Linked DNA regions of Homo sapiens: region 2 is linked to region 1. Evidence: chromatin contacts called from ENCODE Hi-C or POLR2A ChIA-PET data. All regions are on one chromosome and are shown on one strand. Each heading gives the region's core, a stretch centred on a gene start or an enhancer-like site at or near the end of the contact. The rest is flanking DNA. Distances are from core to core; before and after follow the strand shown.

Region 1 (3,176 bases), core at 677-3,176:
GTGAGACCCTTGCCAGAACCAGGGAAATTCTCTGAGAACTTCAGGCTGCAGACCCTGGGAGCGGCTCCAGCTTATGACCTGAAAGGCACTGCTGTTCCCCTCGCAAAGAAGGTGTCAGTGCTATGTGACCGCCTCTTTGCAGAGGAAGCAGGGAGGTGGGAAAGCCGGTGGGCCTTAGGTGTGTTTCTCCAACAGCGACCCAAGGGGTCTCAACCTAGGGGCTTTGGACCATCTGGGCAGGGCGCCTTGAGCCAGCTCTGTGCACCATTCTGAAGTTTTGGGGCTCTGGAAGACACCCTTATCTCTCAGCATAAGACAGTTATAATAATGAGTATTTATTGAGCACTTACCGTGTGCCACGCACTGTGTCAAGGGCCTTCTGTATATTTTCTCATTGATCCCCACGAAACCTCCATAAGGTGGGTATTAGTGAATCCCACTTTCCCGATGAGGAAGCTGTGGCCTCCAGAGGTAAGCTGTCTTGCCCAAGGTCACATGGCCAGGGGGTGGGCAGGGCTGAAGTGCTCAACCACCACAATGGCGTGCAGAGATGACCCTGGGGTCATCCAGTTCGGTATCTTCAGCCCTGGCTGCATTTTCTTATTTTTTAAAAATATTTTTGAGACGGGGTCTCACTCTGTCATCCAGGCTGGAGTGCAGTGGCACCATCATAGCTCACTGCAGCCTCCAACTCCTGGGCTCAGGCGATCCTCCTGCCTCAGCGTCCTGAGTAGCTGGGACTACAGGTGTGCAGCACCATGTGGTGCTTGGTCACACGTTAGAATCACCTGGGAGCTTTTAAAAGATGTCTTTTTAAAAAGATACCGCTGAGACAGATTAACTCAGAATATCTGGGGTGGAGTCAGGAATTCGTGGGTCCTTAGGTGGTTCCGAGGTGCAGCTCTGAGAGCGAGAACCACTGCAATAGGCAATGAGAAGGGGTGACAGCCGCAAGTGCCAACTGTCTACAAGGTAGCCAGGAGTGTGACACCAGGCCCATATGGTGGCCGCAGGGGTGGCTGGGTTGAAAGGTTGCTCTGGCCAAAGCGCACCGGCAGCTGCTTCACTGGAGCAAGAGTGTTGAGCTGGCCCCTGCCCCAGGAGTGACATCCTGTCCCCAGGGAATGAGAGAGAGAGGGCCTCAAGGAGCAGACGGGCTCTGGGGGTCTCAGCCTCTGTCCCCTGCACCCATCTCACAGCTGCCGCGGACATCTATGGAAGCCTGGGGAGGCTCCCAGGCCCACCTCCTAAAGGCTGGAGGCTGGCTGTCAGCCAGCGCCATCACTGAGGGCACAGCAGCCTCTGGCCTGGTTGTTCATTAAAATCGCGTGGGGAGGAAAACATGCAGGTCCGAGCCCCACCCCGGTCAAATACATCCGAATCCAGAAAAACGAGCCTGAGCACAGAAAGCTAAAAAATCGCAGTGAGCCTGCACACAGAGCCGCACCCAGCAGACACACGTAGGGGCTAAGAGCAGGCTCTGGAGTCCATTTGAATCCGGCCTCAGATGCTGATGAGCTGTGTGGACTTGCACCAGTTACTCGATCTCTCTGACCTTTGGTTTCCTGGTCTGTAAAGCGGGGATGAGACTAGCAATGACACTGAGGTCGGGGCAGAGATGAGAAGGGGCGATGCGTAAACACGCCTAGTCCACAGTGAGCGTTCAGTATTAATTAGTATTACTGCTTTATGCGTTGTGTTTTGAAGGGAAGGGGCAGGGAACAGCCATCAGTGATCTGGGGCCATTTCTACAAGTTAAGCTGGGGTAGGCGTCCTCCCTTCACTCTCACGTTCCCAGCAGTGATCCCAGGCCGGGCCCAAGGCTGGCGTGGGGGTGGAGCTCGGCTCCTGCTCCTCTCACCCTGCAGGAAGACAACAGCAGGGAAGGCCGCCAGCTGCCCCCTAGTGGCCAAGGGCAGACGCGCACTGAATCGCTTTCACCTCATCCTGAAATCCCTGCGCCGGCCCCCACCTTTCCACTCGGCCTCTTTGCAGGTCCGTGGGTCCCAGAGGTTCTGGCTGGCAAGGCACCAACTACAAGGGTTTCCTGATGGCTAATGGCATTTCGGAAAGCACCAAGCTGACTGCAATATAAAGTTCAAATAGGGCCGGTGGGGGGCGGGGGTGGGGAGTGCCAGGCACCCGGGCCAGAACATTTGAGTCTGTTTTCTCCATCCAGCCAGTTCATTTCAGAAAGGAAGGCGCGCCCCAGGAGCGATGGCAGGTTCTGCTTTCCTGTCTTACACAGGTCTGTGCTCTCGTGGGTGCTTGTGATTCTGGAGCTAGGAAGCTCAACTTCTCCCTCCGCAGCAGCAGCCTAGAGTTGTGCTGATGGACTGAGAGCCGTGTCCCAGTCCCTCTCCAGCAAGGGCCATCTGGGAAAAGCCACCTCATCCCCAAGACGCACAACAAAGTGACCCCAAACCCTATTTCCCTCCATTGCTGAAGAGCTCCATGGAGGAAACAGCTGGAGAGGGGACAGGGACAGAGGGAGGTGCTGGTGGCCTGGAGTCTCTACTGTTGACACAAAATCTTTTTATTCCCCATTTGCCATCTTTTCCACAAACCTCTCAGGTACAGATCGGAAGAAAGTGCATATAAACCCTGCCTTATTTAACCAGGCCCACCGCCTCCGGGACAGCCCCTGGGGGAGCCCCATCCCGCTAGGTAGAAGGGAAGGCCACACCAAGTGCTGAGTGAGCCACCCAGACAGCAGGTGCTCTGGGAGGGAGGGGCGACAAGGGGTAGGGGAAGGCTTCCTGGAGGAGGGAGAGGCCTGGCCCTGAGAGACAGGGGGCGGTCCCTGAAAAGGGAGAGAGAAGGCACACTTCTCCGGGAACCAGGCCCCAGCACCTGAGCATTGGACCCAGGCGGCCAGGAAGAACACAGGCCAAGGCGGGGGCCTGAAGCAGATGGGACTGTGGGAGCTTCAGGGAAGCAGCCCTTCTCGCCTCAGGTCTGGAGTCTCAGAGGACCCTCCTAGGCCTCCTGCTCGGCTGGCTCCAGAGGATGCAGAGGGCAGACCATGCCTCCCTAGGTCCCACCGCTGGGACTGCAGAGCTTGGCTGGCATCGCCAAGCGGCTGGGGCCTCTCCAGCAGTGTCAGGAGCTGGGCGCTCGCTGGCCAGCACAGAGTCGAACTGCAGCCCCCAGAATAATCCAGAAAGGGGCATCTG
Region 2 (2,715 bases), core at 128-2,627, 98 kb before region 1:
AAAAAAGGAAAAATAAAAAAAGAAAAGGTCCTTTGATGAGGTGAGGGCAACACACTGGTACAGTCTGTCCTACTTCCTGGCCTCCTCATCCAAGGGAGGTCCCAGGCCGCAGCTTCCAACATGCTGAGCTTCAGGGACCCCCATCATCTTCTAATCTCTTCCACACTGATGCTGACCTCTCTCTTGGAAATTCTCACTGGGAGAAGGGCTAAAAAAGCATCCGCAGCCACTTACTGAGCACCTACTATGCGCCAGGCACTGGATATTCCTACCCTCACTGGATCCTCCCCACTGCCCTCATTTTACAGATGAGGAAATTGAGGCTTAGAGAGGGAGGACAGGGGCCCCCAAGGGCGCACAGCTGGAAAGTGCTGGGCATGGGACTAGAATCTATGACCCCCTGGCTCTGAAACAGCCTCTTCTTGGGTGATGACTCATGGCCTCTGTGACTCACAGAAAACACAAACCAAAACCCACCTCCCAGTTAGGCCCTGCAGAAGGGGAAGTTATTTAGGGGAGACTGAGAGCCAGGCAAAACAACAACAACAACAAAAACAACCTTGTAGAGACCACCTTTGATGACTACTATTGCTGTCTGATTAATGGTAATAATAACCCACGTTTTGAGTGTTTCCCACCTGCCATGCCCACTGAAGTTCCTCAAGAACTCTCTTAGGACAGGTTCAAAATGTATCCCCATTTTAAAGGTGAGGAAACTGAGGCTCAGAGAGATTAAGTAATTTGCTGGAGATCACCCCGTTGGGAGAGGCAGTACTATGATTTGAACCCTAGTGACCCCAAAGTGCATGTTCCTTGGCCAGAGGTCTTTTCCACGGATGGGATCAGGAAATGTTTGTTGATTGACTGATTGACTGAAAGAATGAATGAGCAAAAGAATGATTTAATGAATGAATGGCCAGATCTAGGATGTCTATTAGGGGTGGCAGAGGAACCTCCAAGTCCAACCCAGGCCACCCCCAGACCTTCCTCCTGACCTCCCACTGGGCCTTCTATCTCTCGGCTCATCCGGGAGTGCTGGTGAGTGGCCATCTGGTGGGGTGGAGCGAGGATAGGGGCTGGACTTCCCCAGCCTCTCTCCTACTCCGAAAGGCTCACACTCTTTGTGACTTACTGTTTGACTTTACAAGCTCCTTGGCTTTTATGAGGGTTATTTATAAAGCTCTGGGCTTTGATCCTCAGCATGAAAAAAGCCAACTCCTGTGTCTGAAAATGTCACAGGGATTAGGGGAGCCTTTGAAGTCCCCTCCTGGCAGTCGGCGCCTGCCCAGCTTCCCCTCCAAAGGGGCTCCAAGCCTGGAAGCCCTGGCCAGGGCCTAGGGGCCTTCCTCTGGGGTGGAAGTGTCCTCAGTCCAGGTGAGTGACAGATGGGGGCCTCCTACCCTTGGAACACTCCTCCCAGATGGGCACACTTCCCAGACCCAGGCACAAACAGGGCCTCCCTTGTCTCCAGATGTTGACAACATCTGTCTCTCGTGTTTATGGACAGCCAGAGGCTGCATCTCGTGTCCCTGAGCCCAGCAGTAGGGACTTTGGGGGTGCTAAAAATGGATTATTACCATTTTATTGGTAGGGAAAGCGACAAGAAATATAAATAGGAAGGTAGGAGGAACAGCTCTTAGCGAGGCAGGTAGCTGGGTCTCCTGAGGCTGTCTACTTCCTTCCGTCTTCCCAACCCTGGGGTCCAACGTTCCACCCTGCAGGTAGGGAGGGACTCCTTCGTTCCGCCTCCTGTAGTCAGACAGGTCACAGCTGGAGGGGTTTGGGCTAGCTCATGGCGGTGCAGTGGGGGCAGCGGAGAGATGGACCCAAGTAGTCCAGAGAAGCAGTGGTGTTTCCTGCTCCCTGCAATGCCCCAGTGGTGCGAGACCAGAGGGGGCGACAGGATGACCTTGTCCATCTCCTCCTCCTTTTTTTTTTTTTTTTTTTGAGACAGTCTCACTCTGTTGCCCAGGCTGAAGTGCAGTGGTGCGATCTCGGCTCACTGCACCTCCACCTCCCGGGTTCAAGTGATCCTCCCGCCTCAGCCTCCCAAGTAGCTGTCATTACAAGAGTGAGCCACCATGCCTGGCTAATTTTTGTATTTATTTTATTTTATTTTATTTATTTTTTGAGATGGAGTCTCGCTCTGTTGCCCAGGCTGGAGTGCAGTGGCGTAATCTTGGCTCACTGCAGGCTCCACCTCCTGGGTTCACGCCATTCTCCTGCCTCAGCCTCCCGAGTAGCTGGGACTACAGGTGCCCGCCACCACACCTGGCTAATTTTTTGTATTTTTAGTGGAGACGGGGTTTCACCGTGTTAGCCAGGATGGTCTTGACCTCCTGACCTTGTGATCCGCCCACCTCGGCCTCCCAAAGTGCTGGGATTATAGGCGTGAGCCACCACACCTGGCTAATTTTTGTATTTTTGGTAGAGACAGGGTTTCACAATGTTGGCCAGGCTCGTCTCAAACTCTTGACCTCAAGTGATCCGCCCACCTTGGCCTCCTAAAATGCTGGGATTACAGGTGTGAACCATCACGCCTGGCCCCCCTTTTTTTGAGACAGGGTCTTGCTCTGTTGTCCAGGCTGGAGTGCAGTGGCACAATCACTGCTCACTGCAGCCTTGACCTCCTGGGTTCAAGTGATCCTCCCACCTCAGCCTCCTGAGTAGCTGGGACCACAGGCACACACCACTATGCCCAGCGAATTAAGAAAA

Evidence for each region. Hi-C counts contacts between places; a loop is a spot of excess contacts on that map. ChIA-PET counts read pairs that join two places held with the same protein, here RNA polymerase II (POLR2A). Pooled maps may share reads with other maps.
Region 2: a loop to region 1 is called in a map of Caco-2, with 3 times the contacts of the local background. The contact joins two enhancer-like sites. A Hi-C loop is called at or near these places in 3 of 168 maps with a recorded cell type or tissue (Caco-2, GM11168 and ovary) and 2 of 50 pooled maps. POLR2A ChIA-PET finds 5 or more read pairs at or near these places in 6 of 52 experiments (A549, Caco-2, HepG2 and 3 more).

What each region holds. Positions count from the first base shown.
Region 1 is chr12:109,596,606-109,599,781 of GRCh38, reverse strand. It overlaps MVK (mevalonate kinase), which reads right to left. Exons shown (of 11, transcript NM_000431.4): 11 at 1,657-3,176. Among named protein-coding and RNA genes, the nearest start is that of MVK, 24 kb to the right of the region's middle. RefSeq lists an enhancer at 565-1,254. Within about 2 kb of position 1,926, at least 3 of the 41 ENCODE cell types and tissues checked have a DNase peak (open chromatin) inside an H3K27ac peak, as active enhancers do.
Region 2 is chr12:109,694,733-109,697,447 of GRCh38, reverse strand. No RefSeq gene overlaps it. Among named protein-coding and RNA genes, the nearest start is that of FAM222A, 18 kb to the left of the region's middle. RefSeq lists an enhancer at 807-1,616. Within about 2 kb of position 1,377, at least 3 of the 41 ENCODE cell types and tissues checked have a DNase peak (open chromatin) inside an H3K27ac peak, as active enhancers do.